4 separate regions of the Homo sapiens genome follow, and all the other regions are linked to region 3. Evidence: chromatin loops called from intact Hi-C (ENCODE). Cell type or tissue: OCI-LY7. All regions are shown on one strand. Region 1 overlaps SORL1 (sortilin related receptor 1). Region 2 has its middle 74 kb from the start of SC5D. Region 3 has its middle 21 kb from the start of SORL1. Region 4 has its middle 29 kb from the start of SC5D.

What was found. Peaks named below come from ENCODE experiments on the same cell type or tissue, not always from the same donor. Only the 100,000 strongest peaks of a DNase experiment are listed, where the experiment ranks them.
Region 1: it touches region 3 in a loop (6-fold over the local background); 3 of 110 quality-filtered maps call a loop at or near these places.
Region 2: a loop joins it to region 3, with 5 times the contacts of the local background. A loop is called at or near these places in 3 of 110 quality-filtered maps.
Region 4: it touches region 3 in a loop (5-fold over the local background); 29 of 110 quality-filtered maps call a loop at or near these places.

The regions. Positions count from the first base shown.
Region 1 is chr11:121,566,870-121,574,869 of GRCh38, forward strand. SORL1 (sortilin related receptor 1) reads left to right here. Exons shown (of 48, transcript NM_003105.6): 22 at 71-244; 23 at 3,288-3,401; 24 at 7,372-7,494. Among named protein-coding and RNA genes, the nearest start is that of SORL1-AS1, 120 kb to the left of the region's middle. RefSeq lists enhancers at 3,085-3,134, 3,245-3,414, 3,875-4,376, 4,377-4,876. In OCI-LY7, no CTCF peak of the experiment used is centred here; DNase peaks (open chromatin) are centred at 172, 2,992 and 3,312; H3K4me3 peaks cover 1,606 bases; H3K27ac peaks cover 6,691 bases.
Region 2 is chr11:121,363,219-121,371,218 of GRCh38, forward strand. No RefSeq gene overlaps it. Among named protein-coding and RNA genes, the nearest start is that of SC5D, 74 kb to the left of the region's middle. RefSeq lists enhancers at 4,238-4,337, 4,378-4,477. In OCI-LY7, a CTCF peak has its summit at 3,936; DNase peaks (open chromatin) are centred at 4,043, 4,403, 4,904 and 6,413; H3K4me3 peaks cover 4,291 bases; H3K27ac peaks cover 5,795 bases.
Region 3 is chr11:121,427,102-121,435,101 of GRCh38, forward strand. No RefSeq gene overlaps it. Among named protein-coding and RNA genes, the nearest start is that of SORL1, 21 kb to the right of the region's middle. RefSeq lists enhancers at 1-53, 3,190-3,319, 3,390-3,459 and a silencer at 216-315. In OCI-LY7, CTCF peaks have their summits at 141 and 344; DNase peaks (open chromatin) are centred at 210, 2,660, 3,360, 3,690 and 2 weaker places; H3K4me3 peaks cover 4,714 bases; H3K27ac peaks cover 8,000 bases.
Region 4 is chr11:121,317,895-121,325,894 of GRCh38, forward strand. No RefSeq gene overlaps it. Among named protein-coding and RNA genes, the nearest start is that of SC5D, 29 kb to the left of the region's middle. In OCI-LY7, CTCF peaks have their summits at 1,523, 1,724, 3,922 and 5,531; DNase peaks (open chromatin) are centred at 1,567, 3,897, 4,187 and 6,647; H3K4me3 peaks cover 1,433 bases; H3K27ac peaks cover 5,200 bases.

The sequences.
Region 1 (8,000 bases), 140 kb after region 3:
TCCTTCTTGTATTCAGTACCTCCCTCATGGTGTGTATTAACCTACCTGCTGCTGTTTGTCTTCCCTCCAGGAAGCAATGCCTGTGTGCCCAGGCCATGCAGCCTGCTGTGCCTGCCCAAGGCCAACAACAGTAGAAGCTGCAGGTGTCCAGAGGATGTGTCCAGCAGTGTGCTTCCATCAGGGGACCTGATGTGTGACTGCCCTCAGGGCTATCAGCTCAAGAACAATACCTGTGTCAAACAAGGTACTTCCCTTTTTCTTTTTTGCCTGTCATCCTCCTTCCTTTGTTTCCTGCTCCCCGCCAGGGGAGGGAGGGATAGCTCTCTGTTTCCTAACCTTTTCGTGTTATTGGAAAAAGTCCAAGGTAAAAATCAAACCTACCAGATACTCATAAGAATACTGGTTTGGGTTCTAAGTCCTGGTAAGGGTCAAAGAGGCCCTTCAGTCCTCACTCAGAACAGGCCTATGCTGTACCTTTCTAAGTAGTAGCTGTGGTTTTTGGTTTCATGTCAGATGGCACAGGCTTTCTTCAGGGTCTCCCTTTTTATTCTTTTGCTTCTTCCTCTCCTCACCCATCCCTCACATCCAGGTTTCTTACCTGCTCCTGTTTTGCATAAGTTGGACCAACCTGATTGGGAAAAATAACCAGTGTGACTCCTTCCGCGTTTACTCTCACCTAACGGTTGTCCATCCTCTCACCGTAGCCTAGCCCAGTGTGTCCTGAACTTTCAGACCAATGTTTGCAAAGCACTTTGAGTCTAGACCTTATGCCATGACCAAGCAGCAAGAGCAGCCTTACACCCACTCCCCCTCTGAATTTGAATATAGAGATTTAACATTTCTTTCCTCCGAAATTTAAAAAGTTTTTCCTTCCTGTGTAATTTTTACTGTCACCACTTCCCCCGCCTCCAGCATCACGTTTCTGTGAGTGAGGTGAACCCCTGCAAGGGCACCTTGCCATGAAGTGCATGGATTGATGGCCAGAATTTCTGCTTTTCCTTATCTGTGATTCTATTTGCCTTTTTTTTTATATATATTTTAAAGAGACAAGAAAGAGACAGGGTCTTGCTGTATTGCCCAGGCTGGCACATTCACGGCTCACTGCAGCTTCAACTCAAACTCCTGGGCTCAAGGGATCCTCCTGTCTCAGCTTCCCATGAAGCTAGGACTACAGGCACGAGCCCAGCTAATTTCTTTTATAGGGACGAGGTCTCACTTTGTTGCCCAGTCTGGTCTTGAACATCTGGGCTCAAGGGATCCTCCCTCCTCTGCCTCCCAAGGAGCTGGGATCACAGGCATGAGCCACTGTGCCTACTCTATTTGCTTTGTAATCCTAACCCTGCTTCTCACAGCGGCCCAAGTCCAAGGCAGTGAAACACACAATACAAGCCTTTTAGTCAATCTTCCTTAAGAAATATAAACAGAAAAAAGATGAGCCTTTCTTTCTTAGAAACAAGAGACTTTCTTTCAGGCTATGGATACAATCTTAAAACTGTTTGGAAAGAAATAGAATCAACACTAAATTCCAAGAGAAGGGGAAGAAAGCTACTCCATATTTCCCATTAGAATGCCTTTGATTATCCAAATATGAGACCAATCATCGCATGTCCTTGATGCAGTTTGCCAAACTATACATTTTTTTTCTGTAAGGAATTTTAATTGCTTGCTTTAAAGTAGTCATGGGGCAGAAAAATTTCTCAGAGTATTGAGAAAATCTTCATAACTCATTTGCTTGATAGATAGAATATATATGGATATATATAACTATGTATATAAAAACATACCTATAGATATATTGAATCTGTATGTTTTAATTCTGTGTAGACACAGTCCATTAAGGAGTTCTGTGTGTAATTAGTATTTTATAATGTTGATGTACTGTATTCACTACCCAATAGACTCAACTGGTATTGTGGTTATCCTTCTTAAAGCATTGTATCTGCTTCTAAATATTTCTTCCAGCCTCCTCCTCTCTTTTGATTTTAACTAAAAGAGGAAAGCAAGAGGCTAGTATGGGACATTTCCTTCCCTGTAGACACGTGTGCTTGGCATTCCTCCTCCCCCTTTACCATCATGTTACTTGTTGTGGGAAGTCCGGGACCCCGAACGGAGGGACCAGCTGAAGCCATGGCAGAAGAACGTGGATTGTGAAGATTTTATGGACATTTATTAGTTCCCCAAATTAATACTTTTATAATTTCTTATGCCTGTCTTTACTGCAGTCTCTGAACATAAATTGTGAAGATTTCACGGACACTTATCACTTCCCCAATCAATACCCTTGTGATTTCCTATGCCTGTCTTTACTTTAATCTCTTAATCCCGTCATCTTCGTAAGCTGAGGAGGATGTATGTCGCCTCAGGACCCTGTGATGATTGCATTAACTGCACAAATTGTAGAGCATGTGTGTTTGAACAATATGAAATCTGGGCACCTTGAAAAAAGAACAGGATAACAGCAATGTTCAGGGAACAAGACAGATAACCTTAAACTCTGACTGCCGGTGAGCCGGGCGGAACAGAGCCACATTTCTCTTCTTTCAAAAGGAAATGGGAGAAATATCGCTGAATTCTTTTTCCCAGCAAGGAACATCCCTGAGAAAGAGAATGCGTCCCTGAGGGTAGGCTTCTAAAATGGCCGCTTCGAGGGGCGGCCATCTTTTATGGTCGAAGCTGTAGGGATGAAATAAACCCCAGTCTCCTGTAGTGCTCCTAGGCTTATTAGGATGAGGAAATTCCTGCCTAATAAATTTTGGTCAGACTGGTTGTCTGCTCTCAAACTCTGTCTCCTGATAAGATGTTATCAGTGACAATGCGTGCCCAAAACTTCATTAGCAATTTTAATTTCGCCCCGTCCTGTGGTCCTGTGATCTTGCCCTGCCTCCATTTGCCTTGTGATATTCTATTACCTTGTGAAGCACATGATCTCTGTGACCCACACCTTATTCGTACACTCCCTCCCCTTTTGAAATCACTAATAAAAACTTGGTGGTTTTACGGCTCAGGGGGCATCACGGAACCTGCCGACATGTGATGTCTCCCCAGACACCCAGCTTTAAAATTTCTCTCTTTTTTTACGCTGTCCCTTTATTTCTCAGACCGGCCGACACTTAGGGAAAATAGAAAAGAACCTATGTGAAATATCGGGGGTGAATTTCACCCGATATCTGGCTGAATTTCCCCCGATAGTTACTAAAGGGAGGGAAACTCAAAAGAGAAAGACCTGTGGTCCAGCAGTAAGAATAATATTGGTTTCATTTCCTCCCCTGCCGCACTCTGATGGGTAGAGAACACCTGTCTTCGCAACCAGTATCGCTGCAGCAACGGGAACTGTATCAACAGCATTTGGTGGTGTGACTTTGACAACGACTGTGGAGACATGAGCGATGAGAGAAACTGCCGTGAGTCTTCTGGATTGGACGTTAAGCACTTACCATTACTCAGAAGCCTGGTTGGCTCTTCCCAGGCTGAGGGCCTAAGGTCTAGGGCGAGGGCCACCCATGATTGGTGATGCCCATCTAAGTTGATGGGGCTTAGATGACAGAGAAAACATATTTCCATACACAGGTAGATATTAGATATATAGGATTAATATTATATACATAATATTTTTTTAACCACCCCAGAAGTACCACTCGTTACAAGAGATTTATAAATAAACGTCACATGGCTGAAACTGAATTGATTTGGCAATCTGGGCTCTAATCTTGGCTGTGGCTCTGTAATAAAGCTGGTGACTTGGGGCGAGTAAACAGGTGATATTCTTTGATTTGGAAATTCAATATTCAGCCTTTTTAGGGATGGGAAATGAGTATTTACTCCAGTTGGTTGATGTTGGCTACCTACCAGGCTCAAGAGAGATTGTTTTCATTGGTTAGTAATGCATAGCTTGGCCTACAGTGTGGGGCCATTGGTGTACATGCCATGTAAGTGTCATCTTTAGGCTGTATAATTTTTAAGATCTGACTTCTAAAGTATAAGACTGTGGTTAGCAGAAGTTAAAACCAAACAACCACAAATAACAGATAGTTTATTAACCATGAATTTTCACTATCTTTTCTTCACTTAATTTTTAATAGCTTCGACATTATCTTATAAGGAGATGATTTGCCCTTTTGTCAGTCATGCACTCACTCAACAAGCAGTTGCTATACACCCTGTGTTCCAGGCTCTGTGCTGGGCCTGCATATATATTGCCGATCAAGGCAGAAACGGAGTTCACAGTCTGAAGTAGGAGTCAGAAAAATAGGCAGTTACAGTAGAGTGACGGGCACTGCGATGCGGAAGTGTCATATGCATGTAGGATGGGCACCCAAAGCAAACTTGGGCAGGCCCTAGCAAAGAGCTCTGGAGAGTGTCTGGGGTGAACCAAGCAGAGGTGGAGGGAATCAATTCACAGGCAAGGGAGCAGCATGTGGGGAAGCTGGCATGGCCAGGAAACTGGTTTGAGTTATGGAGAATGGGCATGGGCACAGGGGCCAAGGTGAAGTTAGATGAGTGGGCAGCGCCCAGGACAGCAAGGGCTTTGTGGACTTTATCGGAGAAGCAGTTGGGAACCACTGATGTCATGTGATGAAAGTTCATCTTTGGAAGGATAAGTAGTGGGCAGAATGCGTTTGATGGAGAGAGACCAGAAGCAGGAACCAAGTCAGAGGCTTCTCTTTTATATATTTTACCTTTGGCAACCCAGGGGCTCATTTACCCATTTGTACTGTAAGAACAGATTAATGGGAAGCTCTAGATACTCATTTAGCCAGTCATCCGTGGGGCCTGTGCCCGGCTCCCCTGCCACTTCACCCAGAAAGCAACTTGTGAAATATCCAGCTCATTAAACACATCTGGGCCCTGCAATCCTATAGACTCCCCCTTTTGGCTGATAGAGGGTTATTTACAAAGCCTTTCCTTAATCGTTTTCCCTTGGATTCAGAGGGTGCCTTTCACACCGAGGGAGTAGAGCTTATTTGCTGAATGGCAGATTTGGGAAAGCACTAGCCTCTCTGTGTCTTTTCTGCAAAAAATAAGGCCTATAAAGCCTCCTTTATCAGAGTTGCAGGAAGGTGTGATATTTGTGGGGGAATAGCCAAAGCTCTTTAAAAACATTAATGCTTATTAACAGCATTGAAGCAGATAATGGAAAGGAGTTTATTACATATCTGGGTGGGATAGAAGATGCTTCTTAGAATTAACAAGTTACAAGGAAATTGCCCAGACATAATTAGGCACAGTGGAAGCAGGGAGATACAAACCAGATGACCTCATATCCAAGAGTGAGGGACACAGGTGGCAGAGCATTCCTCCTTGTGCCCTTGGGCTTGGTTTCTACTAAATGGACAAGCTGAATCTTGTATTGGCTCCGAGTTTTGAGAGGAATGAAGACCTGCATCTTTTGGGAGGCACCTGCTGCCTCCAATGGCTTCCTCCCACCCAGCCCCTGAGCTCTGTTGCAGACTGCACAGTTGTGCATGAAGGATGGAGCTGGCCCTGCCCTCCTCCCAGCTTGGCGTGAATGTCAGCTGGGATTCACTTTCCAGAGACCCCGAGACCTACTTTCTGCTCCGTCGTCTCCCTGTTTCACCTGGCTCAGGTCTACACATGTCAGATGGAGCTGAGGCGTGGAGAGGAGGAACCAGAAGGATTTAAAACTCAGAGACTGGGAGTCAAGAGAGAGGGGCTTATCTGTGCCTGCATGTGTGTCTCCCTCATCAAGGAGGTTGCGTGTGGAGGAGAGAGGTTCCCTGTTTCTAAGCAGGGCTGCAGGAGCTGGACCGCAGTGACTGAGTACTGCCATGTGGGGAGTTAAGTGAGGCACCCTGCCAGCTGCCAGGGAGCAGTGGAGGAGGGGGGACACCGGGATGCAGGAGGGTGTTGTCAGTGGGTTTCCCTCCCTCTTACACAGATTCCTCTAGCTGGGTGACTGTCAGGCACTCAGGGTTTTGACGCGAATCCCTGCAGTCTTGTCATTTTGCATTCATCCCCTGCCTCCCACCACGAGCTCAATTACAGAGAAGAAATGGAGCCTCAAATAAGAGCTGCCAGGATGTCTAACGGCAGCATTGCTATTTGGCATTTCGTGCACGACAACCCCTCCCCCGTGCCAGCATTCTGTTCTGCCACATTTTACCTCCTGGGTCAGCCTTTCACTCTCCTGAGAGCAGCCTGCCTTCCCCTCGCCTTTCCTGGAGGGTGTTTCACGGGGTGCCAGGGATTGTGCTTAAGCACAGGAAATATCTACTTAGGAGAGGAAGAAAAATCTAATTCTGTATCCATTCTAATGCCAGAAGGACATGAGGAATGATGAGGAAGAGAAGTGACATTTGTTTAGAGCCCATTATATTTACATCCTATTTAATAGGCTCTGGTTCCAAACTTGTTCCCTGGTTTATCTTCATAATAATGCTACCAAGTAAAGGCAGGTTAAGTAAGTTGTAGGTTGCAGACTCAATTCAAATCTAGTCTTTCTGGCTGGGCGTGGTGGCTCATGCCTGTAATCCTAGCACTTTGGGAGGCTGAGGCAGGCAGATCACTTGAGGCCAGGAGTTCAAGACCATCCTGGCCAACATGGCAAAACCCCATCTGTACTAAAAATACAAAAATTAACTGGGGCTGGTGGTGGGTGCCTGTAATCCCAGCTACTCAGGAGGCTGAGGCTGGAGAAATCGCTTGAACCTGGGAGGCGGAGGTTGCAGTGAGCCGAGATTGCGCCACTGCACTCCAGCCTGGGCAACAGAGCGAGACTCCATCTCAAAAAACAGAAAAACAAATCTAGTCTCTCTGACTGTGATCTCAAGCACTAGGACACATTATCTTACCCAGTTTTACTGTTGAGAAAACAGCCGTAGGGAGATTAAAATTAATTTCCCCAGGAAGAGGTAGAGCCACGATTTGGTACCCAGTCTTGACTGACTGCAGACAGAGCCTATGTTCCTACTGTAGAATTCTACCTCCATGCTGCCTTTACCATCTGTACAATGAAGTGCTAACTTCTTGTGTGAAATTGAGCTTCTCTAATCGTAGTTTCATAGATAAAGGTATTTCTGTCACTTATTTAGGAAGACACTTTTCGCGTCTGAAGGGATCTTAGGAGGTCACCTAGCCTGTCACTCTCTCTCGCCAACAGATGACAGTTTCTCACTTTTCCCCGTCCTGTTCCGATCTGGAAGCTGTCCACAGAAAGATATGCCCTTATCTCTCTTGGTTGTAAATTTCAAGCTCTCATGTAATTTATGTCTTCTGTAAGTCTAGGTTTAATTTCTGTTGCTACAATTAATACCTGCTTTCTTCTATTTTTTAATTGGTTTTCCAGTAGGATGTTTACATTTGTGGGAAATCAATTGTACCTAAGGAATATGTTGTCTTTCTATCCCATTTTAGCTACCACCATCTGTGACCTGGACACCCAGTTTCGTTGCCAGGAGTCTGGGACTTGTATCCCACTGTCCTATAAATGTGACCTTGAGGATGACTGTGGAGACAACAGTGATGAAAGTCATTGTGGTAAGGGGACATCACATCCTGAAACCCTGCTCTGGAGAGGGGGGTCATTGTGCTCCCTCACAGGGCTGTACTGGTATGTACTGGTTTTCTGATAGCCGTCTCAGGATTTATGATATTCTAGCTGAATGGCTTTCTCCATCCACATGGTGGGGTTGAGTCATTTCTCTGTCCATTCTTAAAGAGTTTGTTTGCTGCTTTTCACGAGGATTCAGTTCGCTGGAGACACTTGCGAACTGGGACCCTAGATTCCCATTAACTCTGGATGGGACCCTAGATTCCCATTAACTCTGGATCAAGTGTCTCCAGCAGAACTGAATCCTCATGATTCATGGTCAGAAAAGATGGAGCCTGGACTCAGCTCCTGTCACTTACTCTTAGATTAGCCTTTGTTTTCTAGTCTGAAAAATGGGGAAATGGACCCTGCTTTGCCTTGGAGAGATGCTATAAGGATGAAAGGTGATGGTAAGGAAGTAAATTTCTGAATGAATTCAGGGGGTTATTAACAG
Region 2 (8,000 bases), 64 kb before region 3:
CTGCCCGCCCTTGGCCCTCCTCCCTCCTCGCTCCTGCCTCCTCCCTTCTTCGCCAAGCCCGGAAGGCGGATTCCAATCTCTGCCCACTTCTCTTAATTAATAAATTCCTTGCATGTTTAATTCCATCTTGGCCTCTGCTTCTTGGAGGACTCAGAAGAGTGCAGGAGCTTTGGAATAGCATCAGTTCTGAGACCTCACTGGTCCTCCAGAAACTTTCAAGAGCTTTCAGACCTGTGGCCTTTGAGGGTCCTGGCCTAGGTTTCCAGGGGCCTTCAGGCTGATAGAGCCTGGGTAAGGCCAGAAGAAATAAGCAGAAACACATATTTAGGGACAAATTTTCATGGTCTACGAAAAAGTCAGAGGTATGAAAGCGTCTGCTTTTCCTTATTTACTCATTACAGTGTGTTAGGAATTATACCTCTTTTACAGGTAAGGAAACCAAGGCTCAGAGAAGTTGAGTAACCTGCTCAAGACCACTCAATTAATAAGTGTCAAGGCCAGGATATTTCCGTTTCAAGACTACTTTCTTTCCATTCTGCTACAATAATCCTTGTTCACTAGGAAGGCAGCATAACATGGTGGGTAAGAGCATGAAGTTTGGAACCTGACTGCCTCAGCCTTGTCATCTTTAAAGTAAGAATAATGGACGAGGCACCAGACAAGGCCAAGGTGGGGGCTACTGGTTCCACATAGTTCAGTGCAGCAAGCATTTATTGAACATTTGCTGTGTGTCTGCTCCTGGGCTGGCCTCTGAGAATATAAAGATAAAAAGACAGACGTAGCCTTTACAGGGCTCATAGGCTAGTGAGGAAAGAGAGACAGCTAGATATACCAACATGATGCAAGCATCAAGAAAAGTAACATACCATGCATGCTCAATACCCTAGCCCTATTAAACCTCTCCTAATTCCCAGTAGGTCACCCCTCATGTTGAGGTCAGTCATCACATGTACTTCTCTTTATGCCCTGAATCTTCTTTCTCTCCATCTTTGTCTGGCTAAACTTTTCGTTAAGTCTCAGCTTAAATGCACTTCCTCTGAGAACGTCCATGATCCTTGAAATTAGGTACCTCTGCTGTCTGCTCTAGGCATTTATACTCAAAGTTCCATGGATGTGGGATTGTTTTATTCAGCATATATTCCCAGACTCTAGCTGACTGCATGTTGAGTGCCATAGGCATAAGAAAGGCTCAGTCAATATGAGTGAATAAATGAAGGAGGAACTAAAAAGAATTAAGGTTCTCTAGAGGGACAGAACTAATAGGAAATATATATATACAGATATATATGAAGGGGAGTTTATTAAGGAGTATTAACTCACATGATCAGAAGGTCCCATAATAGGCTGAGCTAAAGAGCAAGCTGAAAAGCAAGGAAGCCAGTTCGAGTCCCAAAGCTGAAGAACTTGGAGTCTGATGTTCAAGGGCAGGAAGCATCCAGCATAGGAGAAAGATGTAGGCTGGGAGGCTAAGCTAGTCAGTCTTTTCACGTTCTTCTACCTGCTTTTATTCTGGCTGTGCTGGCAGCTGATTAGATTGTGCCCACCCAGATTAAAGGTGGGTCTGCCTTTCCCAGCCCACTGACTCAAATGTTAATCTCCTTTGGCACCACCCTCACAGACACACCCCAAATCAATACTTTGCACCCTTCAATCAAGTTGACATTCAGTGTTAACCATCACACCTGGGGTTGACTCGGGCCACACTGGTATCCCAAGAGATTAAATCTAGTAGGTAGGGGACTGAAGAAAGAAGTTCCAGGAAACACTAAATTTAAGCTGAAAGAGCAATGATATTTAAGTCTATAAGTGATGAGTCCATTGGAACAGCAGCAGTATAGAGGATACAGACCAACTTCGGCGGCAGGGCTCAGCTAAAGGGAACAAGATGTGGCATCAGGAGCCCAGCCATGTCTGTGGAGGTTCAAGACAAGACATCGGTATCAGGGGCAACTAGTCCAAGGATGTAGACTAGGTAGGAACAGTTCACAGGTCTCAACTTAGGTGCCAACCACACCTGGTTGTTAGGAATTGATATACTGAGATAGATAGCGTCTGAGGCAGACATGCCTGCACAGGAAAGGGTCCTGAGATTTAATAGCGATGCTTAGCAGTGAGAACCAGAAGCCAAATAAAGGGAATCTCCAAAGATGTTTGCTATTTCTGCTGGTTGGGAGTTGAGAAGACAAGATCTAGCTCACTCCCTGCCCTGACAATCTCTGAACACAGGGCTGAGCAGATGGTAGCTCAGTTGGGGTTAGTTCTCACCCTCCATCCTTAGGAACAGGATGGGCTGAACATGCTTGCAGTGGGACGGGTCTGGGAAAACAAAGGACTGAAGATGACAGGAGGCCTGGTCGCCAGCCAGAGCTTTTCTCCAAAGATGCTGGCTCTTGCCCCTCACACCCAATCTCACCTCCACTCCGTAAGACACAGGGATGTAATGTCACCTGTCTGCTCCATTGGATGAGGTAGCTGAACTTCAGCTTCCTCATTAGTAAGGTAGAAATAGCAATAACTTGGCCGCTGAACAGTTGTGAAGATCAAATTGGCGTTAAAAATGCTTGGCCCAATGCCTGCCATCCAGTAGGAGCTCTGTAAACGGCAGTTGAAAGGCAGTATCTAGCTGGTTTTAAAAACACCTTCCTTGTCTTTGGAATTGTCAATCCTTTCATTCTGGGTCCCTCTTCCACTTCTTGGTGTACTTCCTCTGCTTATCTGCCATAAGGCCTCTTCTTTCATGTTGCCAAAAGCTCCCTCTTCTCAGTCCCTGACCAGGTCTGCTGTACCCACATCACCCCCTGTCCCCAAATCACCTCCTGCCCTTCTCTCTCTTCAGAATTCTGAACACTTGCTGAATTTGATCTTAAGTGCTAGAACTGTAGGGTTTCACATCAAGTGCATTTTAAAGAGACCACTTGTTAATTGAAACAAATGCCCGTTTAGTGGAATTGCAGGGCTGATGATCTCTGGCAGTAAAATAATATACAGTGCGCCAACAAGGTCGGGCAGAGGAGTGTTCATGACCCTTTTAATTGCACTGAGCAGACTGCACCATGCTTCTCAACCCTGCCCATGCTGCTAAATCATCCTGAGAACTCTTAAGAAAATACAGATTCCTTGGGTCCACCCCAGACTTTCTTACTCAGAATCTCTAGGGATGATGAGGAGGACAAAGACCCAGGTGACAACTTCACTTGCTTTAAAGGTTAAGCGGACGCAGGCTGCACAGCCTGGGATGAGAGCTGCTCTCCTTCCCTACCAAGTGCTGGGGTTGTACCCAGCAACTGGGTACCTCAACTTTGAGAGAATCCTGTCAGTACAAGCCTGGCGTCGTGGAGAACACCTTTCCCTCCTAGCTCGTCCTAGATCTCCAATGCCGCTGCCCTGGTGACGAGGAAACACCTTCTCCACTCCTACCCTCATCAGCACAGACTCCATTGCAGCTTCTGCCCCAACAAAACACATACAGGCAAGTCTTACTGAATGCATTATATATTTAAATAAGTGTTAGCGTCCATTATTTTACTGAATCATCGCAATTAAATGAGGTAATTACTATTATTATCCTCATTTTACAGATAAGAGAGTGAAGCCCAAATTAATTAATATACCTAAAGGCACATAGCTAGTAAGTGGTAGGATGTGAACCTAGGGTGGTTCAAATCCAGATTCCTAATTCTTAACCCCAGTGCTTGGTTGCCTTTACATTCTTAGCCACGCGGCCTCCACAAATTACTGCGTCTTCTTTGTACCAGAGGCAACTGTTATGTTGTGTTTTGGAATTCTCCACATTCTGCCCTCTGAGGGCTGGAGACGGATCAGCAGCTTGTAATCCATCAACAGCTTGGAGACTCTTTCTCTAGCAATAAAATCATAGCTCCCACTCCCTGCAGGAAGCCTTCAAGACACAGCTCTCGGGTTCTGTCTTCCCTGGCTCTTGAAACAAAGCCGTTGAAGTGGCTTCCTCCAGGCTCACAGCCAGGCAGTGGTCCACTTGCTTTCTTAATAGGATGGCTGGGGCCCTAATCCTCCAACACATCAATCAAATGGCAGTCAACTGGAACAGTTCATATAAGTAGACACTTTGTACTGTCCTTCCCTTGGTCTAGCCAAATTTGAACTCCTAAAAAGCTCTGAAAGAGGATGGTGCATATCAACTGTACTCAGAATGGTGCTTCTCAACCCTGGAAGCATTTTCAAGTTAACTGAGAAGCTTTTTCGAAAATATCAATGCCTGGGTCCTACTACCCAAGCCTTGAGACTTAATTAGACTGGAATGGAGCCAAGTACCCAGTGATTCTGAAAGCCCAGCTTTAGGACATTGCTGCGGGTCAGCTGCTACGAATATCTTCTAAACTTTGCAAGATGGTTTTCTGTCCCCCTTGGGAAATTTAAGTGGCCTTTTGCCAATGAGAAGGAGGTAACTGTTCATTTTAAAAGAAGCTACTTTCACTTTCCCTTCCACATGTGAGACAGAGAACCCCTGTGGACTGGTGTCTCATGAGAACAGAAACACTCCAGCTGAAACCAGAATGGTCTGCCTTGGTCGTCATGGCTGAAAGACCTGTACTGAGGGCGTGAAGCAGAACCCCCTTTATTAGCCAGAAGAATGAGTATAGAAATGGTAGGCTCTGGGGGCTGGATTCTGGTAATTGGTCCTATTGGATGGACTATCTTCGGACATTCCAGAAACAGAGCTGTCCCCAAAATCTTTAGAAAAAAAAAATGTTGTCACTCTCCCCTGTAATTCATTCCTTGGTCTCACAATACTTGGAATCCAACAATTTTTTTTTTCCCACACTTAATCCAAATGCATCCTGTTGCAATTAAACTTCAGTTGTCTTGCTTGTCCTTGTTTAAAACAAAGGACAGCTGTTCTCACTTGCACAAAGCTCTTGAGGACTGAGCAGAGGATGGTGATAGAGGTAAATACAGCATTGTCTGACCTTGGTTTTGAGTAAACGCTCAGGTAAAATTTTTCTCTCCCTCCAGTATCCTGAGGAGCTAAACAAAAGGGCATCTGAGTTGAAGGTCCTAGATTTAATTCCTGGAATGAATAATGGAGACTTGGGGTTATTTGTTACTGTTGTTCATCTCCAGTTTCTTCATTTATAAAGTTGAATAAAATTGTATTAAGGAAAAGCCACATCTAATGAAAAAATCATCCTCATTTGCATTCATTTTCACTGCTCCTCCATCCACCTCCCACCACCAATAGCTGCACCTGAATTTCCTGAACCAAAAGGAAGGAAAGATGAAGCCAGTGTGTGAGCTGACTGTTTTCTGTAACCTACAGAAACTAGAACAATGTGAGCAGCACAAGGCTGTTGCATTGAAGGTCTGGGAATTTTTTCCAAGAGACAAGTTTGGATTGTTTGTGGGTTGATGAACTGAACAGAGGTAGTTATCTGAGAATCTTAGGGGACTTACCTCAAGTGTCATGTTTCTGTTGGTTTGTGACTGTGCAGTCTGTGTTAACTGCTTTGCCGTCGTTCCCAGGACTTGGAAGGAAAAAAAAAATCCAACCTGCTTGGTGGCTAATCATTTGAAGAGAAGTCTGCAGTCTGTTAGGCAGAATGTCTCACTTCTTTCCCCCTCTGCCCTATTGCCATGCTATTGAGCTGTGTGTCTCTTTCCAGTTTTCCCCGTTGGGCTAGCTCTGTTTTCAATGTTGTCTTCGGCAAATTACCAAAATAGAATTTATGATTCATTGACCCAAATTATGTTCCCACTGACAATATCTGCAGAAATTCTGTTCAACAATAGCTTGCTGACTTTACAGAAAACACACATCACTCCCTGGAGTTCACCCGCCCCAAGAAGACCAACAAAAAAGCAAATTAAATCTTATCTCCTCGGAAGTCCTTGATGAAGAACATCCTGGTCTTGGCAATTCACTGCATATTTTCAAAAAGCGTTCAGAAAGCAAGATTGTTAGGGTTTTCTGTGAATTGCAGTTTAATCCCGAGGCATATATGAGAGACCACTCTGTATGAACAGCAACCTTTTATTTTCCCCTAAACCACAATGCTGACATTAAGATCCTAGACTTACTCTGTGTTCTGAGCACCTTAAGGCATCACAGGCATTTATCTCAGTGGGTAATTATCAATCGAGGCAAATGACGAGACAAGCGTCAATCATTTTGGGAAGTTTATTTGCCAAAGTTAAGGACTCACACTCTGGAGACAGGTCTATGCCTTTTCTCTGAAGATAATTCTGAGGGCTTCAAATTTAAAGGAGAAAGGGCAGGATATTGAGAAATACACAATTTTCATGTAGGAGGGGGGTGGGGGAAAATAGTCATTCATGCCTTTGTCTTGCTCAGTGAATCTGCATTTTTACATAAAATAACATAGATAATAAGGCAGAGGAAACGATCAGATCTGCCTTTGTGTCAGGTGGGCAGAAAGGATGACTTTGAGTTCCGTCCTATGTGGCCCTGCACCTGTGAAGATAAGCCATCGATTTGCATTGTCCTGGTGAATTTTAACAGAAATGCTTTGGGGTGAAGATCTTGGAGGCCACAAGGAATTTCCCTGTGGGCAAAGTATGAAGGAGGTGTGTAGCTTTTCATCTTGTAGTCATCTTATTTGGGAACCAAAATGGGAGGCAGGTTTTCATGGCCCAGTTCTCAGCTTGATTTTTCCCTTTGGCTTAGTGAGTTTGAGGTCACAAGATTTCTTTTCCTTTCACATCCTCCACCCCCAGCTTTTCTTTAAAATCTTTTGGAGAAAGCATTTTTAGAAGGAAAATGTGTCTCTGATCTCAGGTTGCTTTTCCCTTTTTCTTTATTTTTTGAGCTGGTTCCTCATCACTAGGATGGTTTACTCCTACAAATTCAGGTCCTATGTTGCTAGGAAGGCTCCTTCCTAGGAAGTCATGTCCCGCATTGCTAGGAAGACTCATTCCTGGGAAGTCGTGTCCCATGAGGATAAAAATAGGGGGAGGAAAGATGGAAATGGAAAGAAAAATATAGGGACCTAGGCCAGATATATAGCAACGAAGGGGTAGCAAACCTGGAAGCTGGTTCAGGCTATACTACTGCCTCCTTAATTAGAGCAATTCTTTGAGCAATCATTACTCTAGCTCTTTTGGTTGCATGTTGACTTATTTGCACGCACATACCATAACACCATTGTAAGCAAAAACAGGACAAAACCCAAATTATTCTCATTACAGGCAATAGCTTCTGTCACCAAGTTCCCCAGGACCCAAACCAGCCAACCTATCAATCAATAAGTGAGGGTTTTGGATCTGACAGGTTAGTTATCTGGGTTTTTATATCGGTCATAAGTCGGGTTATGTTATTTGATTTGTCTGGAATATAAACACAACATTCGGTTTTTATAATGGTGCAGGTCCCACCTTGGGCTGCAGTGAGTATGTCTAAGGCCATACAATTTGGCCGCACAGCTTTCCTCATAAGGAACTCATAAGGAACTTTCGTCATAAGACCTCATTTTTTTTTTAGCAAAGAGATACTCATGCAGCTGTCATTTAGGGCCTTTTGGGTGTAACTTGTTAGGGCCTTGTATTAGTCCATTCTCAAACTCCTATAAAGAACTACCTGAGACTGGGTCATTTATGAAGAAAAGAGGTTTAATTGACTCACAGTTCTGCAGGCTGTACAGGAAGCATGGCTGGGGAAGCCTTAGGAAACTTACAATCATGGCAGAAGTGCGAAGGGGAAGCAAGCACCTTCTTCACATGGTATCAGGAGAGAGACAACAAAGAAGAGTAGGGCACTATCCATTTTCGAAACAACCAGATCTCATGAGAGCTCATTCACTATCACGAGAATAGCAAAGGGGAAAACCTCCCCCATGATTCATTCACCTCCCACGTGGCCCCTCCTCCAACACGTGGAGATTACAATTCAACATGAGATTTGGGTTGGGACACACAGTCAAACCGTATTAGGCCTCTATATACCATATAACATCTTCAATACCTATTTGTGGTACAAAGATTGAAGCTAAGTGATCATACCATTGGAA
Region 3 (8,000 bases):
TGCAGGTTTGGGACCCTTAACATCCACAAACCCTGCAGAGATGGGACCACACTAGAGAGCCACGCATTCTCCTGTTTCTGGAGGAGGCTTCTCTGAAGGCAGCTCACATGAGTAAAAGTCACTTTTTCAGGTCGCAGTCCCGCGCAAGGGGCGGAAGGGGCGGCGGCGCCTGCAAACGCCGCGGGAGGGCGAGCGCGCGGTCGCAGAGCTCCAAGACCAGGTCCCGGCCCCGCAGCGCCCGGCCCAGCCCGGCCCGCCCACCTCGCGCGGAAACTTCGAGCTGCGCAGCCGCCGCGCCGGCGCCTCCCCAGCAAAGCTCCGCTAAGTGCGGCCGGCGGGGGTGCGGGGCGTTGGGCACCTGACCATTTTCTATCATACCACCCTGTTTGTTTCCTCAGGAACTTCACAATTAGTAATTAGTTTATTTGTCACCTCACTTGCTTATTGTCTATACCTACAATAAACTGTAGCTCCCTAAGGTGGTGGTGACATCTGATTAGTTTATTATTGCATCCCAGTGCCCTGACATATTATTCATATTTACATATTTACATATGAATAAATATGCATATTTATTATTGTATCCCAGTGCCCTGACATGTTATTCATATTTACGTATTTTCATATTTACATATGAATAATGTATAGAACGGATATATGTATACAATAATGTATGTATGTATAGAATGAATGAAAACGATGGATGGATGGACTGATGAATGGATGGATGAAGAGTGATGTGAGGTATTCACATCTGACTCTTCTTGGCACTACCCTACTGTGAGAAGAGCTTCTCTTGAATCTGATGAGAATTGGTGAAAACAAAGGGCAGGCAAAACTGTACTAGCTCCTGGACTCTTTCCCACAGCTAGGGAGCCCTGGAATGTCTCCCCACAGAGCCCACCCATGGCCCATCCATTCTCTACAGAGCCTTGGGGTTTGTTTCTCCACAGTAGTTCAGCCCTCCTCGCTGATCAGAGCAGAAAACCAAGGTTCAGAAAAGAGACCTGATAAGCTTGTAAACACACAGTTCATTTGTAGGAGAGATAATTATACTCAACAGTCATTAACTTTAGCCACCCCTAAGTCACTTTGAGTTGACCTCCATGTATTTGGCTGTCACTCTGTGGATGGCCTCATCCAGGCTCGTGAGGATCAAGGCAACATTACGAGGCTCACCATTTTAGTCTACATCTCATCCCACCACTTATCAGACTATGCCTGGTGGCAGAAGCCTGTGGGGTCGGGGTGTGGAGAGGCTTGCCAGGGCTTGCTCATCATCAGCCGGTTATTGGGAATCCGCTGGTGGAAGTGTCAATCCAGAAGGGAAAGCTGAGTGGAGAATGGACCCTGAGTCAGCAACATGGAGCGCAGGGTCTGGACTTGGAGTAGACCTTAGAGATAACCCACCCCCTATTTCCTCTCAGAACCAAAGGAGTTATACATGGGGGACTTTGGAACGGAGAAGTGGGTCAACGTTGACAACGAAGAGTAAGGACAGCGAAGATGTGAAAATGAGGAGCTAGGTCAAGAAGCAGCGTGTTCATGGGCCAAACCTTTCACTTGGGCCCTGAGCAATGCCTCTCTGGGTCATGGGGACATCTTAGAAAACTTATCAGGCTAGAGAAATTGCACCTTCTTTCCTAGTACCCTTTGTCACTACCACATCCAGCAGTGGCTGCTCTTTTATCCCTTCCTTTAATCTTCTCCTCATCCTCTAAGCAAACCCTGCTCTTCAGAGAGTAACGGTGTCAATGATGTATGTCTTAGCACGACTGGACCCTCCCAAACTCTAATTGATGGGTAGTGTCTGTCTAGAGAGCCCTGTGTTGAGAGTTCTGAGGCACGCAGTGGGCTGAGTGGGACACTCTATTCCGACCAATTTATGGTGTCAATCACGGGTAGGGGAAGGATCAGTGAAGGGATGTATGGCCAGGTATTTATCATGCCTGGCAGAGTGAATGTATTTAAGTTCATTGTTACTTACGCCAAGATTATTTGCAATTTCAACCTTATTTCTTTTTCTTTTTCTTTTTTTTTTGAGACAAGGTCTCACTCTGTCATCCAGGCTAGAGTGCAGTGGCATGATTTTGGTTCACTGCAACCTTTGCCTCCCAGGATCAAGCAATCCTCCCACCTCAAGTAGCTGGGACCACAGGCTACACCCAGCTGATTTTTGTACTTTTTTTTTTTTTTTGGTAGAGACAGGGCTTTGCCATGTTGCCCACGGTGGTCTCGACCTCCTGGGCTCAAGTCATCCACCTGCCTCAGCCTCCCAAAGTGTTGAGATTATAGGTGTGAGCCACTGTGCCTGGCCTCAATCTTATTTCTAATTTGGCATAAATGGCTTTTGTCTTCTGGAAAAGAATTTCAGATGTCAACAACAGATGAAAAATATATTTCATGGACTCAGTAGCTTCTGCAATCATATCACTAAGGAAACAAATACTTTTAAAAAGATCTACAAGCATCCTTAAGTGTTTTTGAATACATATCTTATCACAAGAGCTCTAAAGAATTTATCATTTTTTCACGTAAGAAAATCAAGCTTTAAAAAAATTAACTTTTCCCCCATACCGCTAGTATCAGCAGAGCTCAAATTTCACTTCAGTTCTGGCAATTTGCAGGGCCCAGGATTTTTTATTACACCAGTAAATAAGTTCCTCTTTTGTCTTTGCTTAAAGCAGTCCTGGGGATGAGGGTAGAGGGAAGGAATGGCTACACAGAGACAGAAGACATCCCTGCCCAAGAACACACTCACATCCCAAGACTCAGGAAACTTTAAATCCATATATGAACGAGAGAAGGTGAACCTAACTGGAACTGTATCCACAGCTCTTGTTTATATAATGAAGAAATACATAATTAGAGTTGGGAGTGATTAATCAAGGATAACTTCCTGGAGGGAATAATTTCAGATTAGAGTTTTGAAAGATGCCAGGAGGGAGAGGATTCTGAGAATAGAAAAATGAGAATCTCATTCATAATTTCATTAGTTCTAGCTTTTCAGATGGGCCATGTATGCAAATGTGTTTGAATGTGAGAAGCTGTATAAAGAAATCACCTTTTATTTCTTTGGAAATTTCTGTTATGTTCTGTTTAAATGGCTGAAACTCTAGGGGGGCCTGCTAAGATTATTAAAAAGAAATTGGTCATTAAATTTAAACTGTCTAGTAGATGAATTTAAAAAGCCAGCTGTCAGAAAACCCCCTCACTTAAAAATAAGGGGCATCATGGAGTTATCACAGAGGAATTATGAATAATATGGCTGCGGTCCCTCTACTTTCTGTCTTTTTGGTTTTTACCCCAATGAAGAGAAAAGGAAATTAGGGAACTGAGAGTATGAAAGAATAAACATGGCTGATGTAATTACATAATCTGCGTCAAGAGACCTTCTTTTTCTGTCTCACAGGTGTGTCTCTCGTTACTAGCTGGGGAGGTAAGGAGGGCAAGTTGGGGAGGTGGTACAGTTGAGTGACCCTTTGATTTAAAAAAATCTAAATTGCAATGTCTGTGTAGATTGTCTTCATCATCTAGTGGTCCACCATGAAGTGCAAAGAGTCCTGAGAGGATGACCCCTGACCCTTGACCCCTGTCCTCAATGCCCACCATGGCATCAAACCCACAGTGTTCCTTTCCCCTACTAAATGTACACCAAAACACCATGGCTTTTTCTTTTTTTTTTCTGAGACGGAGTCTCGCTTTGTCACCCAGGCTGGAGTGCAGTGGCGCGATCTCAGCTCACTGCAACCTCTGCCTCCCAGGGTCAAGCAATTCTCATGCCTCAGCCTATAGAGCAGCTGGGATTACAGGTGCTCGCCACCACGCCTGGCTAATTTTTGTATTTTTCATAAAGACTGGGTTTCACCATGTTGCCCAGGTTGGTCTCGAACTCCTGGCCTGAAGTGATCCACCTGCCTTGGCCTCCCAAAGTGCTGGGATTACAGACGTGAGCCACCAGGCCCGGCATGAGCCACTGCGCCTGGCCATGGATGTTAAAACAGCCTTCTATTGAGGAGTTTAGAAAAGTATTCTAGCTAGATGGAGTTGGGGGCTGTTTGGGATGGCTGTGCTTCAAGCCTTCCTTCTGGGAAATGTCCTTCCCCCACATCTGCTGATTACTGTGGGCACATGACTCCACTTGACCGACCAGAATACCCCATCCTCCTGGATATAGAACACTGGGGCATGTGACCTCAGCAGAATCCTCTTCAGGGACTGATATGGACTGAATGATGTGGTGGGGAGAGAAGGTTCTCTCTTTTCTCTTTAAGGATAGTATAAGCCAGGGACAATTGGTGATCATCTTTGGGTCATATGGACAAAATCTGAGTGAAGCCAATGGACCCAGGTACCTATAGAACTAAGAGGTGACAAAAAATTAATAGTCCTTATAATTTGAAATCCTAGACTCAGCCAGGCCTGAAGTTAGATCACCTCTAGACCTCTTGGTTATATAAGTCAATACATTTCATTTATCACTTCAGCTGGTTTTAGTCTCTACCCCTTACATCTAAAAGACTAGTGGCTAATATAGAGGGAAGCAGACACAGGTAGAGATAAAGGGTTGTGCCTCTTTTAGATAATTTTCTCCTTTGTACCTTTTACAAAGGGCTGGATCTTACTGCTTATGCTTTCGGAGGGCATCCCTCATAGACATTCCTTTCTTCCTATCTTCTCTCTCATTTTTATTCTCCTTTTAACCTCTTCTCCTTCTGCTTCCCCATCCAATCCCCCTTTCTCTTGGAATCTACCACCTTCCTTGGAGAAATAGTCAAATTTCAGTCTCCCTAAGTTTTTTCTTGTATATGGTAAGTTTCACATTCTCAAGCTCCATGGGGTATCAGTGGCTTGACTCATGTACTCAGTACTGCTGCTCTGCAGCCAGAAGGGGAGAGTTCTGGTGTTAGGGTCCATTGGCTCCCACAGGAAAGGAGGCAGTTTAAGCTTAAGTCCTGAGGATAAGGGAAGGAAGTATAAGGAGAGCAGCATGTCACTCCGGGCCATGGGTGCCTTACTCTCTGTAACCAAACACAGGTCATGAATTCAAGGACTAATTGTCATAAAAACATTTATCTGGTCTAAATAAGAAATTCATATTCCTCTGTTATCATAAATTTGACACTTTGAGAGCACTAATCTTGACTCATTTCGTGAAGAAAGCATTTTTCCTTTCTGAGTTGTCTCTCTAGTGGATATTCATCTCTAAATTGCCAGATAATAAACAGCTCCGGACCTAGACACTTCTTCCTAACCACTTGTTTCCCTGCCTTATGTTGCTGGTGTAGGGTAAAGGTGAGAGGATGGATTAGTAAGCAAAGTTTCAGTTGCTGTATCACTATATTAAAAATATATCTAAGATCTCATTTGGGAGTGTGAGGATTGAAACAGTCAAGAAAACTTGCTCGAGATAGCTTTTGACAGCAAGCTGACCAATGCTTAAAAATCAGGGCTGGATGCGGTGGTTCACACCTGTAATCCCAACACTTTGGGAGGCTGAGGCAGGAGGATTGCTTGAGGCCAGGAGTTTGAGGCCAGCCTTGGCAACATAGTGAGACCCCATCTCCACAAAAAATTTAAAAATTCAGTGAATGTAGGGGCAGGTGCCTGTAGTTCCAGCTACTCTGGAGGCAGAGGCAGGAGGCTCACTTTAGCCCAGGAGTTGGAGGCTACAGTGAGCTATGATCATCACACTGTACTCCAGTCTGGGCAGCAAAGCAAGACCCCATCTCTTAAAGAAAAAATCAGAACTTAAAACAACCTTACATGTGCTTAGGAAGGTTTTTGACTCCAAGAAAAAATTCAGGAAGAATTTAGAAGGGTCTATTTCTATTTAAGAAATCCAAAGGTAGTTTGAAAAGTGACTGAGAATAATTAAAAGATAGGGGGAAAGGAATAAAATTATTTCTAGGTATTCACACTTAACTATTATCTGTATATTAGTTAACATTCATATAGCTGGTAACTATGTGCCAGGTACTGTTCTAAGTACTTTAAAAACATTAACCTATATAGGCCGGGCGCAGTGGCTCTCACCTGTGAGCCCAGCACTTTGGGAGGCCGAGGCGGGTGGATCACCTGAGGTCAGGAGTTTGAGACCAGCCTGGCCAACATGGTGAAACTCCATCTCTACTAAAAATACAAAAAAAAATTAGCCGGCGTGGTGGCGAGAGTCTATAATCCCAGCTACTCAGGAAGCTGAGGCAGGAGAATCGCTTGAAACCAGGAGGCAGAGGTTGCAGTGAGCTAAAATCACACCATTGCACTCCAGCCTGGGCAACAAGAGCAAAACTCCATTTAAATATATATATAAACCCATATAATCCACATGACAACTCTCTGAGATAATTTAAAGTATATCATTATTTTAACTTACTAATAGCAGTGGTATCAAGAGAATGGGAAGACAAGCCACATACTGGAAGCAAATTTTTATAAATGACATATCTGATAAAGAACTGCCATATAAAAATAAAAAGAACATTTAAAATGCAACAATAAGAAAATGAACAACCCAAATACAAAATGGACAAAAGATCTGAGCAGATGCCTCACCAAAGAAGATATACAGTGCACAAATAAGAATGTGAAAAGATGCTCAATATCATGTCATTACAGAATTGCAAATTAAAATTAATAGCAACAACAATAGCTAGTATTTTTCAAATGCCCACAGTACTCATACTTTATGAATCTCATTTAATCTTCACAACACCTGTTAAGAAGTGGGCACTCAATTATCATGATGATTTTATGGATGAGAAACCCAAGACTGGAGAGGTGAAGTAACTTTCCAAAGGCCACGGTTAATGGATGTGAATCCCTATCTGTCTCATCTTAAAGCCTGTGCACTGAATTACTGTACTATAGCCTATTAATATTTAGTCACTTTTAATAATTTACTGTTTTTATACAGTTTTAGTTTTACGTTCTTACACAATTGAGTGAAAAAGTAAGCTTATCTAACACCTATACATATTTAACAAGGTTATTACCCAGGCACTACCGTTCATCTGCAGGGAGCTTGTTCAAATTGGCAGCATAGTACATAGGTCAAATTTAAGAGCTTTGGAAAGTTCTCTTTGTGGCCAGGTGTGGTGGCTCACATGTGTAATCCCAGTCCTTTGGGAGGCTGAGGCGAGCAGATCACTTGACCTCAGGAGTTTGAGACCAGCCTGGCCAACATGATAAAATCCCGTCTCTACTAAGAATACAAAAATCAGCCAGCATGGTGGTGTGTGCCTGTAGTCCCAGCTACTTGAGAGGCTGAGGTGGGAGAATTGCTTGAACCAAGGAGGTGGAAGTTGCAGTGAGCTAAGATTGCACCACTGCACTCCAGCCTGGACGACAGAGTGAGACTCCGACTCAAAAAAAAAAAAATAATAAAAAAACAAAACAAACAAACAAACAAACAAAAACTATTTGCAATAATCTAAACTAATAAAGTTATGGGATAAAATCACAGTCTTGGGGGGCAGTTATTCTGATCTTCGTTTCCATACTGTCAGTTTGACAGATGTTGACTGAATAGCAGAAGTGTTCTGAGATGGCATATGCAATTGGATATTTTAACATGAATTTTAAAAAGCTATGATTTATAAAGTGTGCAAAACTTACATGAGATAATGCAGTATTCTGGGCTAAGAGTGGGGGAAACTCTTACCAACCCGAGCCTGAAGGGACCAGAGGAAGGGGCAGTTACTGACACCCAGAGAGAACAGCTGGATGGAAGAAAACGGCCCCACAGCGGCAGGCCTTCAGTAAAGGGACATAGCTAACCCATAACTACCTGGAAGGCAGGAAAGTAGGGGAATAACTACCCTGCCCTCCTTTCTTGGCCACACTATGATCTCCTCGCAGTGCCTCCAATTGGCCAAAGCCAACTGGAAGCCAAGTGCCAGTCTCCTGAAGCACAGGGCAGGGCAAGAAAGGATGAAGACTGGCTTAAAGGAAAATGGACAATATCCAGGAAACTGATAATGGCCCAAATCAGGGCATGT
Region 4 (8,000 bases), 110 kb before region 3:
CATTGTTCTAAGTCCCATCCTACAGGAAATTAAGGAATCTGTTTATCAGACTTCTGAGTGAGGAGCTAGCATGGGAAGTTCCCATTCCCTTAGGGGTGCCAGGCTTCCAGCTACTTGAGTAGCAATTAGAAATTGGGGCCAGACGCAGTGGCTCATGCCTATAATCCCAGCACTTTGGGAGGCCGAGGCGAGTGGATAACCTGAGGTCAGGAGTTCAAGACTAGCCTGACCAACATGGAGAAACCCATCTCTACTAAAAATACAAAATTAGCTGGGCTTGATGGCACATGCCTGTAATCCCAGCTACTCGGGAGGCTGAGGCAGAAGAATCGCTTGAACCCGGGAGGCAGAGGTTGCAGTGAGCTGAGATCACATCATTGCACTCCAGCCTTGGCAACAAGAGCAAAACTCCGTCTCAAAACAAAACAAAAAAGAAAGAAAAAAGAAATTGGGTGTTTTTAGATACGGAAAGGCCTCTGTAAGGGCCCAGCCTTAGAACTTAGGACTAAGAATGGGGACTTAAAGCAGCATGGAAGTGTTTTCTCTCTTCATCTTCCTGTTTTCCTTTCTCAGTCATTCAGTCCTAAAGCCATCAGGTTGGGTCAGGCAAGTAAGACGTCCACATTGTTGATGGCCAAGTGGAGGAGACCCAGCAGGTTGAGGAGGACTTTTGTGCTTTGCACACTGTTTAGTATATACATATTACATTTCAAGATAAGTACAGGTCTAAAATACAGATCTAACTGATCTTTAGAAATAATGAAGGAAGAACTCATGGGGTGCCGTTTCAGATAAGGTGGTCTAGGAAGCCCTCTCAGAAGCTAACATCTGAGCAGAGACTTGAATGAAGAGGAGGAACAGGCCACATGGCATCTGAGAGAAGAGCATTCAGGGCAGATTTTTGGTATGTCTGAGAAGGAACAAAGGGGCTACCTCATAGAAACTTGGAAGGTTATAGAAATGGGAGGAAGATGATAATGAGGACAAAGGTGAGAAATGTCAGGAGGCCAGAAGAGACAAGGTGTGTTCAGGTGTCTTGGGACACAGAAGAGTGAGCAGAGGGGCTGTGAGTGACGGAGAAAGAATGTGAGGTGTAAAAGTTGAAGACAGCACAGCACTGCAAGGTTGGGTAATTCCTGGAAGTAGAGAAATCTTCTGATCTATATCTTATGGTAGTCAGAGCGCCTGATCTTGGTGGTCACTATGTTAACTGCACAGCTAACATCCTCTTCCAGTCTTTGTTCCCCACGTGACAAAGGAAAGGCCAAATTTTCTGTCTCCTCCTTTTCTCATGGAGTGGCATTTCCTATTAGACATTAAATATTTGAATGAATAATTATTGATAACTCTATAAGACACTGTTATTAAAATTATAGTCACTTTGAAAGGCTAGATGAAAAGTAAGTCTAGATTCTTGGGGAATATTCACTGTTATGGACTCTGAAATTGCATCTTTCCGGTGGGCTTTTTCCTCCCCTGTTCTGTTTGTTTTGTTTTGTTGTTTTTCCTGGCTGAGGCTGAGCAGTTTCTAGGATCAGACTGTAGGTGGAGCAGTTATGCTTTTCACCCGTGCTGTAGCAATAAAAGCAGAAGCATCCACATTTCATGTCTAGACAGAGGACGTGCATGGAATCATAAAATCTTCAGACTGGAGGGATCCAGAAAGGTCATCTACTCCCTCCCTTGTCTTTAGAAAATTGTGCTCCTAAACCAGCCTGGTGGTGATGCATCCTCCCTGCCATGTTCCTTTCAACTGCATTTAAAGCTCCACCATCCCATTCCTGGCCATTTATTTTAGGCTCAACACAACAACAAAACACAAAATAACAGACTTCAAATATAATCAAGTATGTGTGTGTACACACATGCCTTCCCCGTGGGACAAAATATCACCCTGGGTACTGCAGGGTCTGGATAGTTCTTTACATTCTGATGCTTTAGTAAATGTTATCTATGGATTCTCGTCAAACATTTTGTTTATCTTAGGTTAAGATTTCCTTGTGTTTTAGGCCCTGATACAGAGGGGGAAAAACACCAGGTAAATATCTTTACAAAAAGGCAGGATTGAAAGTCAGTAGGGCAAGATTTAGATACAACACCTCCATAGGCCCCAGGAAGACCCATGCCCCATGACTTATGTCTCACCCAGAAGGATGTTTATGGAAAGATTTTTCTCAAGTATGTGAAGCTGGTTGCCCTGGAAGTTTTCCTATGAAGGTGTTGTCTGATATCTAATCCTTTTTTTCCCATTCAAAATCACAGTTTGTTTGTTTTCCTTTGGGAAAAACCTAGATATAGGAGCTAATGAGCCCACGTTTAGGGTTTAATAAATATTTTTTAGAGGTTTAAAGGACAATGTTGGCCAGGCATGGTGGCTCACGCCTATAATCCCAGCACTTTGGGAGGCCCAGGTGGGTGGATCACTTGAGGTCAGGAGTTTGAGACCAGCCTGGCCAACATGGTGAAACCCCGTCTCCCTACTAAAAATACAAAAATTAGCTGGGTGTGGTGGCGCATGCCTGTAATCCCAGCTACTTGGGAGGTGGAGGTTGTAGTGAGTCGAGATCATGCCATTGCACTCCAGCCTGGAGGACAGAGTGAAACTCCATCTCAAAAAAAAAAAAAAAAAAAAAGAAAAAGAAAAAAGAAAAAAAAGGACAACGTTTGTGATCATCTATTAATCATAATATTCAAAGCAGGTTTCAGAGTATATGTACAAACTACTCAGCCGGTCTGAAGACAAAACAGCCAGGAGTTGTTTGAATCGGATGTTAGACACCTTTTCAATGAAACTCACACTGCATCCTACACCTGGAGATCAACACAGCTGCCTGGATGTTGCAGCCTTTTCCTCCACAACTTTATGGAAGAACCCAGTTGCTATGAATGAGCAGGCTGGTTTGGAAGCAGCAGTTGATAAGCAAATGGGAGACTACCCAAGGGCGACCCTCCTGAAGGGATGTGAAAATTCTCAAAACATGAATCCTCAGATAATGTTATTATCATTTAGGTACATTCTTTCAACAAATAATTTTGATTACCTGGTGTGTATCAGGTGTTGTGCTAGAAGGTAGGATAAAGCAGTAAATAGTTAAGAAGGAATATCAATAAAGTATAGTGGAAATTTGGATAGGAAATCTATGGACGTGCTACGAGATAGTAAGTTAGCAGGAGGTAACATACCCTAGGGAAAATTCTCCCAAAAGGATGCAACGCTTAACCAGAGGTCTGAAGGTGACAGGCAGGAAGGCCAGTAGAAGAGGGTTCTGGGTAGAAATAATTGGTTGAAGGAAGGTTAAGAGTGGGAAGAGCATGGACCATTCAAGACACTGAAGGAGGTCCAGCATGACTGGAATGTAGAATTCTAGAAGACTGGAAAGAGATAGAGGCTGGACAGCAAGGTGAGCCAGATCCTGGAAGGCTTTGTTGTTCCTGCAAAGAGAGTTGGTTTTATCATAAACGCAATGGGAAGACACTGAAAAGGATATTCTGTGAGGTGATGGAATCAGGTTTGTACATGAGAAGTATCACACTGACTGCCGTGTGAATGGATGGGTGCCAGGGGGATACAGATTTGGGAATTAGCCGGTATAGATGTGAATAAAAGCCAGAAGACATGGCCCAGAGAGTGTGTGCCGAGTGAGAAAAGGGACAAAGATGGAATCCTAAGGAATATGGAAAAGTCAAGGAGAAGAAGAGCAAGTAATAAACTGAGAAGGAGCCAGAGAAATGAGACTAACCAGGAGAAGGTTGCTTTGCAGGAACCAAGGGGGAGACTGTTTCCAGAAGAAGGAAACTGTCAGTGGTGACAAATGTCACCGAGAAGTCAAGGAAACTAAGGACTGAGGAGCATCTCATGCATTTAACACAGGGAGGCGATGGGTAAGCTTGATAAAACCAGCTTCGGTAGAGTGGTGGCAGCAGAGGCCAGACTACAGTGAAGAAATACGATGACTGGTTGGGGAGGGATGGAGATGGCTCTTCTGGAAGTACAGTTCCAAATGTGGGGACAGATAGAGCCAATAGTCGATAAAAGGGGATTGGGTGAAGGTGGGAGGTGTTATATAAATACGAGAAATTTGGGGGATATTTAAGTACTGAGGGAAGTGGCAAGTTGAGTGGGAGAATGGAAGAAGTCTCAGATGAAGGTTATCAAGAAGGCTGGAGAGGCTGTGATTCAGAGCACACAGAGCAGTGGCTTTGGCTGGGAAGAGGGATGGGCTTCTGCATTTCTGTGCATTTCTGGGTTCAGTGGCAATGGTTTGAGAGTGTTCCTGTCTGGCAACTCTCATTCTCTCTGTGAGGATAAAAGGTACTACGGACTACATTTTTCTACATACCCATTGCAAAAGTTTAAAATCCTTCTCAAAGAGGAAGGTTGTTTTTTTTTTGTTTTTGTTTTTTGTTGTTGTTATTGTTGTTTGTGTTTTTTTGAGGTGGAGTTTCGCTCTTGTTGCCCAGGCTGGAGTGCAGTGGCAAGATCTTGGCTCACTGCAACCTTTGCGTCCCAGGTTCAAGTGATTCTCCTGCCTCAGTCTCCCGAGTAGCTGGGATTATAGGTGCCCGCCACCATGCCTGGCTAATATTTTGTATTTTTAGTAGAGATGGGGTTTCGCCATATTGGCCAGACTGGTCTCAAACTTCTGACCTCAGATGATCCACCCACCTCGGCCTCCCAAAGTGCTGGGATTACAGGCATGAGCCACCGCACCCGGCCCAAAGAGAAAGTTTTTAAAAAGTATTCATGAAATTGGGAGAAGGATAGAGAATTCCTGAAGTGTGTTTCAAAAAAACAAATTTAGGCAAAAGTAATTGATGGCCAAGACACTTATGAAAGTAGACACTCACCGTGCAAATTCTGCCTACAGCAATCGATGGTGGGTGCACTAAAGATATGAATTCAAACAAAAACTGTGTATCTTACTCTAATAAACATTTATGATCAAGTCTAATGGTTAGGTGAATGACAACAATTCACCTTCCATATCCAGATTTAATGTTTTTCATCTGAGCAGTTGAATGAATACATAACCACTAATTGCAGTAGAATTATATGAAAATCAGGTAGTTTAATAAACTCTATGGATCTGAACAATAATTAACACAATAACCTGAATTTAATTAGATGCTCATATTAAATGCTGGCAATAAGCAAGTGCTGTCTTTGATGTCCACTTTAAGTGCATACTAAATATCACAGCATGGTCCAGTAAAAATAGACACAAATAGAGTCAATGATGTTTGAAGAAATGAGACAGAATAAATAAATCATACTCATATTCATGCCACCCTGGCGGTGGGGTGGGCACAGGAAAGCTTGTCATTTCCTTGTCTCAAAGTCATTATGCGGAAGCCAATGTTTCGAACTACAAAGAGTTAATCCTCCTCACTGAAGCCATCTTTTTTGTAGTGTTTTTGACAGGAGGGAGCCCTTGTCCTCTAGAAAAGGACCCGTAGAGCATTAGGAAGGCTCCTCAGCAGCAGGAACCAATGTTCTCTTTGTTATAACTCAAGCTGCAATTTTCTCTCTTTCCAGCAGAGAGAGAAAAATGGGAATGTGCTGCCTAGCATTCTACAGAAAAATCCCCCAAGTAATCATTCCAACACTCCTTCCTATATGGGCTCCTTGCGTATCTTCTCTGCAACATTTCCTTCTTATTAATTTTCCTCTATAGCAAAGTTAGGCGTTAACTTGAAACCCACAGGTGTGTAAGGAGCCCACAAGCTCCCCTGCTCCATTGTTTTTTAAAATAGTATTCAAATTCATATATTTGTTTATTTCCATATTTGTTTATTTTAAACTGACCTGTTGAGGTGTAATTGATTTACAAAAAATGGAACATGTACTATTTGATGAGTTCGGACAAATGCATACACCATGAAACCATCACAACCGTCAAGGTAATAGACATATTCATCACCTCCAAAAGTTTCTTTGTGTTTCTGTTTTGTTTTTTCTTTTGGTGCAATTCTAAATGAATTACAGCAACTTCAGATTTGGTGCGGCAGTCTCAGAAGCCATACTCACATGAGTTCTGTTCCAGGACTGTCAGAAACCAACACCAGCCCCATGTCCCTTCATCTTAATGGGGTAAGTTGTTCACAACATCAGGGAGGAAACAAAGATCTACTCTTTTCCTGAAGATCACCACCCTGGTTCCTCAGGAACTGTGGGGACCTTGAATCTCATAGGCCAATATTGGCTATCCTGGGGTCTGAGATATCTTGACCAGTCCCATCATCCTTCCTGACTCTATTTTAGGCCAAGACCCAAAGGCTATACAGCCAATATTGGATATTGGTGGAAGGGCCAGGAGTGACCACCAAGGAAGCCACACTCTTACACTTTCTTCCTCCCTCATTATCTCGTGAAAATCCCACTAACTACATTCTTCTTTCTGAGAGACTTTTTTTTAAATCATCCCTGCCTGCTCCTGTTACTTCATTCTCCTTTTTTTTTTTTTTTTTTTTTTTTTTTTTTTTTTTTTTTTTTTTTTTTTGAGATAGGATCTTGCTCTGTCACCCAGGCTGGAGTGCAGTGGTGCAATCACAGCTCATTGCAGCCTTGACCACCTGGGCTCAAGTGATCCTCCCTCCTCAGCCTCCTGAGTAACTGGGACCACAGGTGCAGGCCATCATGTGTGGCTAGCCTCATTCTTCTTGACCTTCATGTATTTAATTACTCAGAAATGTCAGGCTTGTTCTTGTTGGTGCATGTGAGGGATGTTTTGTATGTGTTTTGATGCTGTATTCCAAGCAAAGATCACTGCCTGTGTGCTCTCTACTTCTTTGCTAGATGCCCATTCCTGTCTCTGTGTAGTGCAACCTCAGACCATGCTGCTCACGATTGGACTGTTTATTGTAATAAGATTTAAGCATGTGAGTTTTGGCATTGGATGGATCTGGCCTTGGATCTTGCCTCTTGCCACTAGCTAAGTCTGAAAACTTGGTCCTCGTTTTCATCATTAGTAAAATGAGAATGTAATGCCAAGTATTAATGTAATGCTCTCAGTCCAGCAGTTAGTGAGAGTCTGAGATTTGATCTTTACCTATAACAGTTTTATAAGGAAGTAGACCATGATGGTTTTTGCCCTGTGCTGTACAAGATATTGCCTTCATGGATACTAAGAGCCCAAGGTGAAAGGCATTTTCATTTCTCTTTTAAATGGCAAAAGGAACCCCATTCCCAACTACCTAAATGGAGATGAGCCTTAAATCAAACTGTATTTACTTGAGTTAGTACATTTTGACAATCTTATTCCTAGTCTTGAATAACCTGAGGTCAGGTGCCACCCATCTTCAGTTAAATCAGTTGCATGAATCTTCGTAGATAGATCTAAACACAGCGAAGAAAGGACTAGTGCTCTAGGCATTTGTATTTTCCATAAGAGTGTCATGAATCAAAAGGAAATAGTGAACTTTCACTCTTCTCATTTAACCAATATTCATTAAGCTTCAACTAGGACTAGGTGACAGCCGCTGCGCTAGGTGCTGGGACTGTTGTGAGAGATGAGACGGACCTGAGATCTGCCCTCGTGGGGCTTAGAGTCAAGCAGGGAGAACCTATTCACAAGAAAATGAACAAATTACATAAACTGATGTGGGCCATGAAACGAACTGCACACTGCAAGCCAGAAGAGTGATGAGGGAACTGGCTGCAGATAGTGTGGTCAGGAAAGGCCTCCCTTAAGGGGGGATTTGAACCCAGAACCTAGAGGATAAGAAGCTGACAAACCAAGGGAAGAAGGAGGGAGACATTGTTTCCTGGAGAGGAAACTATGGCTGAGAGGGTTGGAGGTTGGAAAGGCCTGAGAGCTGAAGGAATACTAGAGGAACAGAGCTACCAGAGCTGGTGGGGAATGGGAGTGGCACTTCCTAAGAAACGAGATCCTGTTTCTCCTATTGCCCCCTCGAGTATTTCAGGAACCCATTCAAAAATGCTCTTAGAAAGCACTTACCTACATGTTTAACAATTTAGAAATTGATAGGTTATTAAAGCA